Linked DNA regions of Homo sapiens: region 1 is linked to region 2. Evidence: read pairs that join two places in POLR2A ChIA-PET (ENCODE). Cell type or tissue: PC-3. All regions are shown on one strand. Each heading gives the region's core, and the rest is flanking DNA. Links, peaks and the distances in the headings are about the cores only.

What was found. Peaks named below come from ENCODE experiments on the same cell type or tissue, not always from the same donor. Only the 100,000 strongest peaks of a DNase experiment are listed, where the experiment ranks them.
Region 1: POLR2A ChIA-PET joins it to region 2 with 5 read pairs; 1 of 35 experiments calls an interaction of 5 or more read pairs at or near these places.

The regions. Positions count from the first base shown.
Region 1 is chr11:114,675,167-114,680,561 of GRCh38, reverse strand. It overlaps NXPE2 (neurexophilin and PC-esterase domain family member 2), which reads right to left and starts at 2,035. Exons shown (of 6, transcript NM_182495.6): 1 at 1,961-2,035; 2 at 800-905. The coding sequence starts at 1,986. It also overlaps a transcript of NXPE4 not described here. In PC-3, for the core only: no CTCF peak of the experiment used is centred there; a DNase peak (open chromatin) is centred at 2,251; H3K27ac peaks cover 1,411 bases.
Region 2 is chr11:114,560,848-114,566,242 of GRCh38, reverse strand. It overlaps a transcript of NXPE2 not described here. Among named protein-coding and RNA genes, the nearest start is that of NXPE1, 3.7 kb to the right of the region's middle. In PC-3, for the core only: no CTCF peak of the experiment used is centred there; DNase peaks (open chromatin) are centred at 2,972 and 3,492; H3K4me3 peaks cover 1,327 bases; H3K27ac peaks cover 1,775 bases.

The sequences.
Region 1 (5,395 bases), core at 260-5,259, 110 kb before region 2:
AGAAGAGAAGAGGATCAGAGGAAGAAATCTAGAGAACACATATTTATAGAGAGGGCCCAGGAAAAGAAACCTTCTGAGCTGTGCTCTGAAGGCTTTTTTTAACCAGTTCATATTACCGGCTGAATGCCCTAGACTGTGGTGCTTCTTGTTTGAAGCTTGGAGGTAAGTCTGTGTTAGACAAAGGTTAGAAAGACACTTTTAAAGGTAGTTGGGTTCAAATGTAAACGGGCCTCGAATGGCTAAACAAAGGAATTTGTTCTTTATACTGTCAGTGGTGAAAGTATTTGATCAGGACCAGAAGATGATAAAAGCAGAGTTTCTGAAAGATTATGTTTGTACTAAATGGTTGGGAAGAAAAGAAACTGGAAGCAAGGTGAGTTAAGAAAAACTTACAAAGGGAAGAGCCAGGAGACACTAAACTACTTAAAGAATAAGAAAACCCCTGTGAAGAAGGCAGAGGACTGAAACAGAAACTTAATTAGTTTGAAATCTCAGAGGCCAAGGGAGGAGGAGAGAATTTTGACGCAGGATGGTTACAGTGCCAACTAGTACAGAGATGGCACAAATCCATCTGCCATTTTTTAAAGAAAAACAATAATAATGTATACATTGCCATTTAAAATAGTAATAATAATATATGCATTGCCAAAGGGATTTATGCTGAACAGTGAACCCCTGATCCACATTCTCCTGCTAAGATGATATGCTTTTAACTTTTATTTCTTGCCATGATAAAGGGGGTCATTCAAATGAAGTCACCGTGACCTTCTGTGAAATTCTTAAAAATGAAACTTCCTACCTTTGTGTGGTCTTTTGAAGCCAAGTAAATGATCCAGAAAATTAAGATAAATGTCAACATCAGCAGTAATTTTCGAGCTATGGCATTTGGAAACAAAGTGAGTATCCTATAAGAAAGGACAGGAGAAATAATCACATTAAATCAAATAAGTACGACATGGCTCCGTACACTTTGGTTCCTCTTCAGTAATTTCCAGAACAAGGTGATGTTATCCTGGGTTTTCCAAAAGTTCCTTTATATCTTCTATTGTCAATCAGAAACAAAGTGTTTCCCTGAGGCAGGGAACAAAACTCCTAGAAGGACTCCTGGTTTCTGATACTCAGGTTAATTCTTTGGGTTTCGAATCATATCACATACTGGAACCTGTTTTCTTGTCGAGGTCTCAGCATGGACAACAAGGTTTTAGATTATTTACCAGAAAAAACAGTACCCCCACCCCCACCCCACCCCCACCGTGTCCTCTAGTGAATCCTGGTCTCTAAATCTCTCTCTCTGATACACACACACACACACACGCACACACATGTTGTCTGGTACCCTCTCTCCCTGGTCTTATCTGCCTCAAGAGCTTCATTATAAACCACCCATTTACTTTTTTAGGCAGCTTGTTGCCACCCCATGTTATCTCCTCAAGCCAAAGCAGTTGATAAACACTGCCAAAAAGAGTGAAAGTTACAGTCTTTAAAAAACTCAGTGTTGAGTGGTTAGAATTTCAGTGTTAGTTTTTAAAACCCAGAATCCCAAAAGTATGTGGCAAAGAGCTAAATTATGGCAATCTTTACCAAACATTTTTGACCAGGACCCATAGTAAAAAAAATAAAAACAAACAACCCCCCCACCCCAGAAAAAAAACATCATACCAAATCCAACTCAGGACACATGAATGCATACACACAAACACACACACACACATACACGCCCCAAAACTCTCATAAAACAATACTATCTACACTGCACACAATGCACTGTGATTTTTTTCTAGTTACTGTTTTATTCCATTGAATTGTATTCCATTTTAAAAGTATTTTTATGCCCAAATAAAACGATTTTACTATCCTCTAAAGGGTTGCATCACACCATTTGAAAAACACCAAATGGTCTATAGTTCTCCCCTCCCTTCCCTGACGTTAGCTTGGCAGTAAGAGTTGGAAAGTACCACACCTATGGATGAGTATTTTCTCCACCATCTTCTCGTGTTCTCACAGGAATTATAGTGTCCAGAGACTCTCCTTGATTAAAGCAGTCTTTGCATTTATCTTAGGGTTGGAGTTTCCCTATGAGCTTCATTGATCAAAAGCTGACATCCTATTTGTGGCCACAGCGTGCCAGCTGGAATCATAAACCTCCCTTATTATGATCTGTTCCTGCCCAACCCACACCACAGAGCCAGAAGGAAAAAGCCATGAGGAAGCTCTGAAGTTTGTTTTTAGAGACTGGACATCTAATTGCAGCACTGAGTCACCTTTGGTTAAGGCTTTACGTGTTTATAGACAGAGTGCTCTTCCCTTGCTCATGCCTTTGTATGGTTTTCACGTAGGATTAGTCACCTCCACAGTAGCAGGAAAAGTAACTGAAAAATCAGAAAGAAGAAAAACAGAAGCCCTGAGTCCACGGTTCCTGAAGGCCTGAGAATTGATTCAGCTGGGTCCTCTCAATTTTTGGAGTGCTTTCTTTGTAAACTTTCTCTTGCTCTAAACCATTGCATACATCAAGCAGTCCCACAGCGATGATTTAAATTCAATCTCAGGCCATAAGAGGAACAGCCACAGGTCTAAATCTCACTGCAACTTGAATATGTAACAAGGTAAGAGAATCCAAAAGAGCAAATTCTGTGGATGTAGGTCTCATGACACTAAGGATTTTCAGTGGTCACACTGCAACTACCTGCCAGGTGGCCCTGCTACCACCATAACACACGGGCCACACTCAGTATGCATTGCTCTGCATGAGAGTGTCTAGATATAGATCTCTATATACAGATATAGATAGATGATAGCTATCTAGATATAAATATGGATATATACATGTGTATACTTCATAGATATGTGTATATTTATATACACATAGCATTTGTTTGTTTGCATCTAAGCCAGCACCTCTAGCCACCATATATCCCTCCATGTCTATATAACAGCATGGATATCAGAACTGTAATCACAGCATATTGGAGATTGGCACAGAGATTCGGTAGATAATTTTTAAAGAAATTTATTGAAAGAAAAAAGATATGGATCCTGCCAATTCTTCCCCACTCCTTATAAGACATGTTCTTCTCCTCTGCCTTGTGCTGCAGTGTTATGACAGTTATAATAGTGTCCAGAATTGTTTTTCAACTTTATTGAGGTACAGTTCGCAAATAAAAAATGTATGTGTTTACAGTGTATAATGTGATGTTTTGATGTATGCAGACATTGTGAAGTGATTACTACAATCAAGCTAATTAACATATCCATCACCTAACATGGTTATTTTTATTTGTGTGGTGAGAACGCTTAAGATCTAGTCTCTTTGCAATTTTCAAGTATGCAATAAAGTATTATTAACTATAGACACAATGCTGTACAATAAATCTCTAGAACTTATTCATCCTGTGTAAAGTAAAACCTTGAGTCTTCTGACCAACATCCCCTATTTGCCCCTCTCCCTGACCAGACCCTCAGCAACCACGATTCTACTCTATTTATATGAATTTGACATTTTTAGATTTCACATGTAAATGAGATAATGCAATAGTTATCTTTCCGTGTTCTGTGATTGGCCCATTTTACCCAGCATAATGTCCTCCAGGTTCACCCATGTTGTTGCAAATGGCAAGATTTCCTTCTTTTTTAAGGCTGAGCAACACCCAACTGTTTATGTGTATATATGACACAATTTCTTTATCAGTTCATCTGTTGATGCATACTTAACGTTGTTTCCATGTCTTGGCTACTGTGAATATTGCTGCAATTAACATGGGAGTGCAGATATCTTCTTAAATACTGACTTCTTTTCCTTTGGATATATACCCATTAGCGGGATTGCTGGATCATACAGTATTTCCATTTTAAATTTGTTGAGTAATCTCCATACTGTTATCCAAAATGGCTGTACTAATTTACATTCCCATCAAAAGTGTACAAGTATTCCCTTTCTCCCTCTCCTCACCATCACTTATCTTTCGTCTTTTTGATAATAACCATACTAACAGGTATGAGGTAATCTCTCATTGTAGTTTTAATTTGCATTTTCCTGATGATTAGTGAGGCTTGACATTTTTTTCATATACCTCTTGGCCATTAGAATGTCTTCTCTAAGAAATATCTATTCAGCTCCTTTTCCAATTTTCTAATTGGATTATTCATTTTCTTACTATTAACTTATTTGAGTTCTTTTATATTTAATTTAAATATTAATTCCTTATCAGATGTATGGTTTGCAAATGTTTTTTCCCATTTCGTAGGTTGTCTCTTCATTCTGTTAATTGTCTCCCTTGCAGTACAGAAGCTTTTAAGTTTGATGTAATCTCATTTTGTCTATTTTTTGTTTTGTTGCCTGTGCTTTTGGAGTCATATCAAAAAAACCTCAGTGACCATACCAATATCAAAGAGATTTTTCCCTATGTTTTCTTCTAGCAGTTTTACAGTTTCAGGTCCTATGTTTAAGTCTTTAATCCATTTTCAGTTGGATTTTTTTTATATGTTGTGAGATAAGGTTCTAGTTTCATTCTTCCACATGTGGATATGCAGTTCTGTCAGCACCATTTATTGAAAAGCCTGTCTTTTCTCCATTGTGTGCTTTTGGCACCTTTGTCCAAAAATCAGTTGACTGTAAACATGTGGATTTATTTCTGGGGTCTCTATTTGGTTCCATTCTTCTATGTGTCTGTTTTTATGCCCATACCATGCTGTTTTGATTACTAGAGCTTGCAGTAGATTTTGAAATCAGGTAGTTTAATATTTCCAGCTTTGATATTATTGGTCAAGATTGGTTTGGCTATTTGCGGTCTTTTGTGGTTCCATGTAAGTTTCAGAATTATTACTTTTATTTCTGTTAGAAAGTCCATTGGAATTTTGATAAAGATGACGTTAAATCTGTAGAATGTTTTGGGCAGTATGGACATTTTAACAATATTAATTTTTCTAATCCATGAACACAGGATATCATTCTATGAAGAGATCTTTTCCCTACTTCATGAAATTAATTCCTAAGGGTTTTTTTTATGCTATATTAAATTAAATTGTTTTCTTGATTTCTTTTTCAGATAGTTTATTGTTAGCGTATAGAAAATCTATGTATTTCTGCAGTGAATTTTGTATCCTGCAACTTTACTGAATTTGTTCAACAGTTCTAACAGTTTTTTGGTGGAGTCTTTAGAGTTCTCTATATATAAGCTCCTGTCACTGGCAAACAGAAACCATTTTACTTCATTTTTTATTTGGATGCCTTTTATTTCTTTCTCTTGCCCAACCATTCTGGCTAGGACTTCCAGTACTATGTTGAATTCAATGGCAAGAGTGGGTATCCTCTTATTCCTCATCTTAAAGGAAAAGCCTTTAGATTTTCACCATTGAGTATGATATTAGTTGTGGGTTTGTCATATATAGTGTTTATTGT
Region 2 (5,395 bases), core at 111-5,110:
CCACTCCCTGGCTTAAATACTATCGATGATTTCCATAACTTGTAAGTATTTGTCTCCAGCTCTGATTTCTCCACTGCACTTAGGACTTGCATATCTAATTGCCTACTTAATATCCCATTTACCTGTCTAGGAGACATCTCAAACTCAGTATGATCAAAGTAGAATTCTTGATTTATATTCCAAAATGCATTTGTCCCTAGTTTTCTCCAGCTCAGAAATGTTTCCAAGATTCATACAGGTAGTCATAAATTGTCCTTGATTCATTTACTTCTCTCATTCCTCTCAAAGTTCTGCCATATTTTTTTTTACAATATATGTGGAGAATCTTTCTCCTCTTCTCTATCTCCATTGCTACCATCTTAGTTTAAACAGTATCACCTCTTTCCTGGACTCAGGCAATAACTGATCTTTTGCTCATAATCTTGAAACTTCTACAACCCATTCTTTGCCTAGTAGCCAGACTGAGCTTTTTAAACTGTAAATGAGATCATTTTACATCCCTGGATAAAACCCTGTAATGGCTTCCAAACTCCTTTCCATGATCCATAATGATGAGTCTTTCCTGTCATTCCAATCTCAGATAAGTTTTCCTGACCACACAATGTAAAACTAGATCACTCCAACTCCCTATTACTCTTAATTACTTCACTGTTTCCTTTTCATGAGTGTATGTATCACTATCCAAAATAATCTCATTAATTTAGTTGTATATATTATTTTTACCTGTTCTACTCACAGTAAACTCTAGGTTCTCTAACAGTAAGGACCACGTATTTGTTCACTAGGTGCCTTGTTCGCAGCATCAGGAACTACGTCTAGCATATGTTAAAGATTCAGTCTATACCTGTTAAATAAAATACAATGATTCATTTTACATTTGCCAGGGAGTAAGTGGAATGTAACAGCCACCTATTTTAAACAGATGGTTTTGTGTAAAAAGGGCATGGCCTACAATAAAGACACGTTCTCTATTAGGAGAATATATCCAAAATATGACAGAGAGGCCCCAAAATTCATCAAGCCTGCAAAAGCCCATGTGAAGTATATCACAAATATTTTTGATGTTCTGACTCAGAAATGAAGAATTTAAGGACAAATTATGTTTTTCAATATTTTCCATTGATGGCTAAAACTTTAAAATAGGAGAATCCTGACATCTGTTATTCGCTGTACTGTTCCTGTTGCCAGGAAAGACTTGCTCTTCTGGAATGTAGACAATGATATCAATACAAATGGTTCCTGGAAAAGGCTTGGCATGCTTGGAAAAATAAAGATGAATAAGATTTTTTCCTGCCTGGAAAGTATTCATTATCCAACTAGAGAGATAATCTTTTATAGAGTATAGAAATAACTTATAAGTAAAACAAGAGGTCTTCTGGAATAGCTCAAACTCCTATATCCCACAATAAATTAGGCTCTAAAGGTGGCCCTTTAATGGATTTTCCTTTCCAGAATTAGCTAAAGATCATATGAAACATATATTCTTGCATTCAATCCATTGTCCTGGCTGTTCCTTTTTTATGGAAAGAATATCCCTCATGGCTTTCTCCAACCAATGAGATTTCAGTCACCCTTCAAGTCCCAGATCCCAGGTGGGATCTGGGTCAGTCAAGTCCCAGGTGGTGTAGGCATACTCAACCACCCCCTCTCTGTGCACTCCTGCACCATTTTCATATGGCTATTCTGTATTGTGCTAGAAATAGTTATTTATGTATCTGCATTTAGACACATATAACACTACAATTAAATCATACATTTCATGAGGGCAGGGAATGTATCTTACTCATATATAAATAATCCCCAAACTTTATTTTTTTAGGATGATTATTTGTGATTAATGGTGATTTATGAGATTTTGGTGCATTGATCACCTGAGCAGTGTACACTGTACCCAATGTGTAGTCTTTTATCCCTCACCTCGCTATCAACCTTTCCCCCAAGTCCCCAAAGTTCACTGGATCACTTTTTATGCCTTTATGTCCTCATAGCTTAGCTCCCACTTATGAGTGAGAACATATGATATGATGTTTGGTTTTCCATTCCTGAGTTACTTCATTTAGAATAATAGGCTTCGACTCTATCCAGGTTGCTGCGAATGCCATTATTTCCTTCCTTTTTATGGCTGAGTAGTATTCCATGATATATATATACCACATTTTCTTTATCCACTCATTGATTGATGGGCATTTGGGCTGGTTCCATATTTTTGCAACTGCTAATTGTGCTGCCATAAACATGTGTGTGCCAGTGTCTTTTCTCATATAATGACTTCTTTTCCTCTGGGTAGATACCCAGTAGTGGTATATCTACTTTTAGTTCTTTAAGGAATCTCCATACTGTTTTCCACAATGGTTGTACTAGTTTACATTCCCACCAGCAGTGTAAAAGTGTTCCCTTTTCACTACATCCACACCAACATCTATTATTTTTTATTTTTTAAATTATGACCATTCTTTCAGGGGTAAGGTGGTTTGCACTGTGGTTTCGATTTGTATTTCCCTGATAATTAGTGATGTTGAGCATTTTTCAATATGTTTGTTGGCCATTCCTAAATCTTCTTTTGAGAATTGTCTATTCATGTCCTTAGCCCACTTTTTGATAGACTGTTTGTTTTTTTCTTGCTGATTCGTTTGAGTTCCTTGTAGATTCTGGATATTAGTCCTTTGTCAGATGCATAGTTAGTGAAAATTTTCTCCCACTCTGTGGGTTGTCTGTTAACTCTGCTGATTATTTCCTTTGCTGTGCAGAAGCTTTTTAGGAGTTAATTAAAATAATCCCAAACTTTAGAGATAAGCGTCCACACGTGGCATCCCAGTTATTTTCAAGTTTGCAACTGCAGGCATGTAATAAATGACTGGAAGTAAATAAGAAAATGAATGAATCAATAAGTAAATTCCCTATATGACTCATATGAGGAGAAAGTAAAATTTCAGAAAAGCTTCCTGAGAGATAAAAAGAGAGATGAGGGATTAGTGACAGAAAATATGACTCACCCTCTTATTTGCCCTCATCTTTATTGCCTCTTGTACTGAACATCTCTTGCTGAATTGTGACTAATATTCCTACTTCCAGAAAGAGGGCCCCTCTTTTCCTGGAGAACTGTACCTTCCCCACTTTATAGCATGCTACTGAGACTCTGAGACTCTCAATCATGTGATTTTTGCCTATTTTTGGTGCCTACTGGTTCATCAAAACACTCTTCCCCCAAACCCTTCATAAGTGATTGGTACTAGCACAGTTGATTAGAGTTGTTGGTTTTTTTCTGTGACTTAATATAAATTCTGAAAAGAAATGGGTCTCTCTCATTCTGAGATCTTGAACACCAACGACCATGTATGGCTTAAGCATGTTAGGACTATCTTGCTGCATTATCTTGAGAGCAAGCATCTCTAAGAAAATAGGACAGGAGAGCCTACAGGCTTAGAGAGAAGCTTGATTACATTGTTTGAACCACAGATCGAGCCTTATCTGAAGCTAGATTAATTCCTAAGACTTCCCACTCATATGAGTCATTAAGTATACTTTTTCCTTTAGCTTGTGTGATTGGATACAACGACTGAAAGAGATAATTTACTTCTGTAAAGTCAACTTGACTCTGGATAGTAATAAATAAGAGAGATTACAGATGCAGTTGTGAAAGTTGTTACAGAGTCTAGGAAAATGGCATAATTAAATAGTCCCAGGATTTATGTTTGATATCAAACAGAACTTGTTGGATATCCTGATGAGAAATATGTAAAATAATAGTATTTCTGTCTTTTCCTATGATTCCTACTGAAATCAGTAAAGGTGGACACAGAGTTTAACAGAGACAGCCATGAGGTATGACCTCTCCACATATCATATGGAAGCACTGAGAATGTGTGCAAGGGCTGGGAAGACAGAGCAGTGCTGTGCATAATCCCCAAGAGGGAAGAAGAGAGCATGGACTCTCAGAAGACTGGATATTGGCACTCAGCACCAGGAAATATTTCTAACCACTCTCCCAGAAGAAAATGCAATAAATAAACCCAACATTTACAGGGAGGCTAGCAGAAAATTTCAAATGCAAAGATGAACACATAACCAAAAATTACCAATCATTTGAAAGAGACTAACACTTGAAAGAGAGGCATAAAGCACAATAATCAGAAGAAATTGACATGCCAAGAAAACAAAGTTAAAAGGACAGTTGATACAAGAATTTAGAATAAGTGTGTTTAATTACCAGACTGATGTGAGAGGATATTGCAGCCATACTTAGAGTTAACTAGATATTTGTTAAATTTAAAATATGATACGTGAAATAAAGAAAAACTTGAGGGACACACTAAAGTTCAAAATGAAAACAATAAACTGGAGAAATAAAATGTTAACTCAAGAATTCTTGCAGAATACAGAATAAAAGGAAAGTGTGATCAAAATTATGAAAGAAAAGTTAACAGATATTAGATCTCAGGTCTAATGGGCCATTAAAAGCGCCAAACATGATGAAGATAAAAAGATCTGCATAAAATTTCATAATACCAAGGATGAAGAGAAAAATGCTACAAAGATTCACAATTATACTAACTTTGACATCAGACATTTCATAAATGACATTGGATGCATGAAGAGAATGAAACAGTATCCTCAAGGCTAAGAAGAAAAATATTTTTCACCTAATTCTATAGCAAGTAAATTTATCATCTATTTAGGAAGAAAAAATATGTACTCAGTCTAATACTGGTCCCCTCTGAAAGAGCTACCAAAGACTTTACAAGATAAGAAACAAATTGAGTAGTGAGGAGTAGGTTTTAGAAACAATATTGGTTAAAGAAACCAAGGTAACAAACAATATTGCCTAATTGTGAGTGAGGCAATATGTTCATATGAACTGTTGACACATGCAATAACTTGGATGGACATCGTGGACGTTACGCTGAGTGGGAGAAAAAAGCCAATCTCAAAATTTACTCCCATGCATAAATAGTAGTAGTTGGGGTGGTGATAGTAGTAGTTGCTAATTATTTAGTGCTTAAACTAAGTGTCAGAAACTGTTTTTAAATGTTGTACATGTATTAATTCATTTAATCCTATGAGTACTTAGCACAGTACTAATAATACTTGTGATCTTCAAAACTAAATCTTACAAATTGGCACAGGGTCTGGGCATCCAGGCTTAGAAAGAGAGATGAAGTTAGATTTATGTTACAGAGCTGAAGTAACAGTCACATGACAAATATGAAGGTTCCAGAGGGAAGGGCATGAGGCATGAGAGAAAGGTCTCCAATATGTAGTCAGTAAAATATTATTCAGCACTAAAGAAATAAGCTATCAAGCCACAAAAAGACAGAGAAACTGAAATCCGTATCGCTAAGAGAAAAGCCAATCTGGGACAGCTACACACTGTATGATTGCAGCTATGTGACATTCT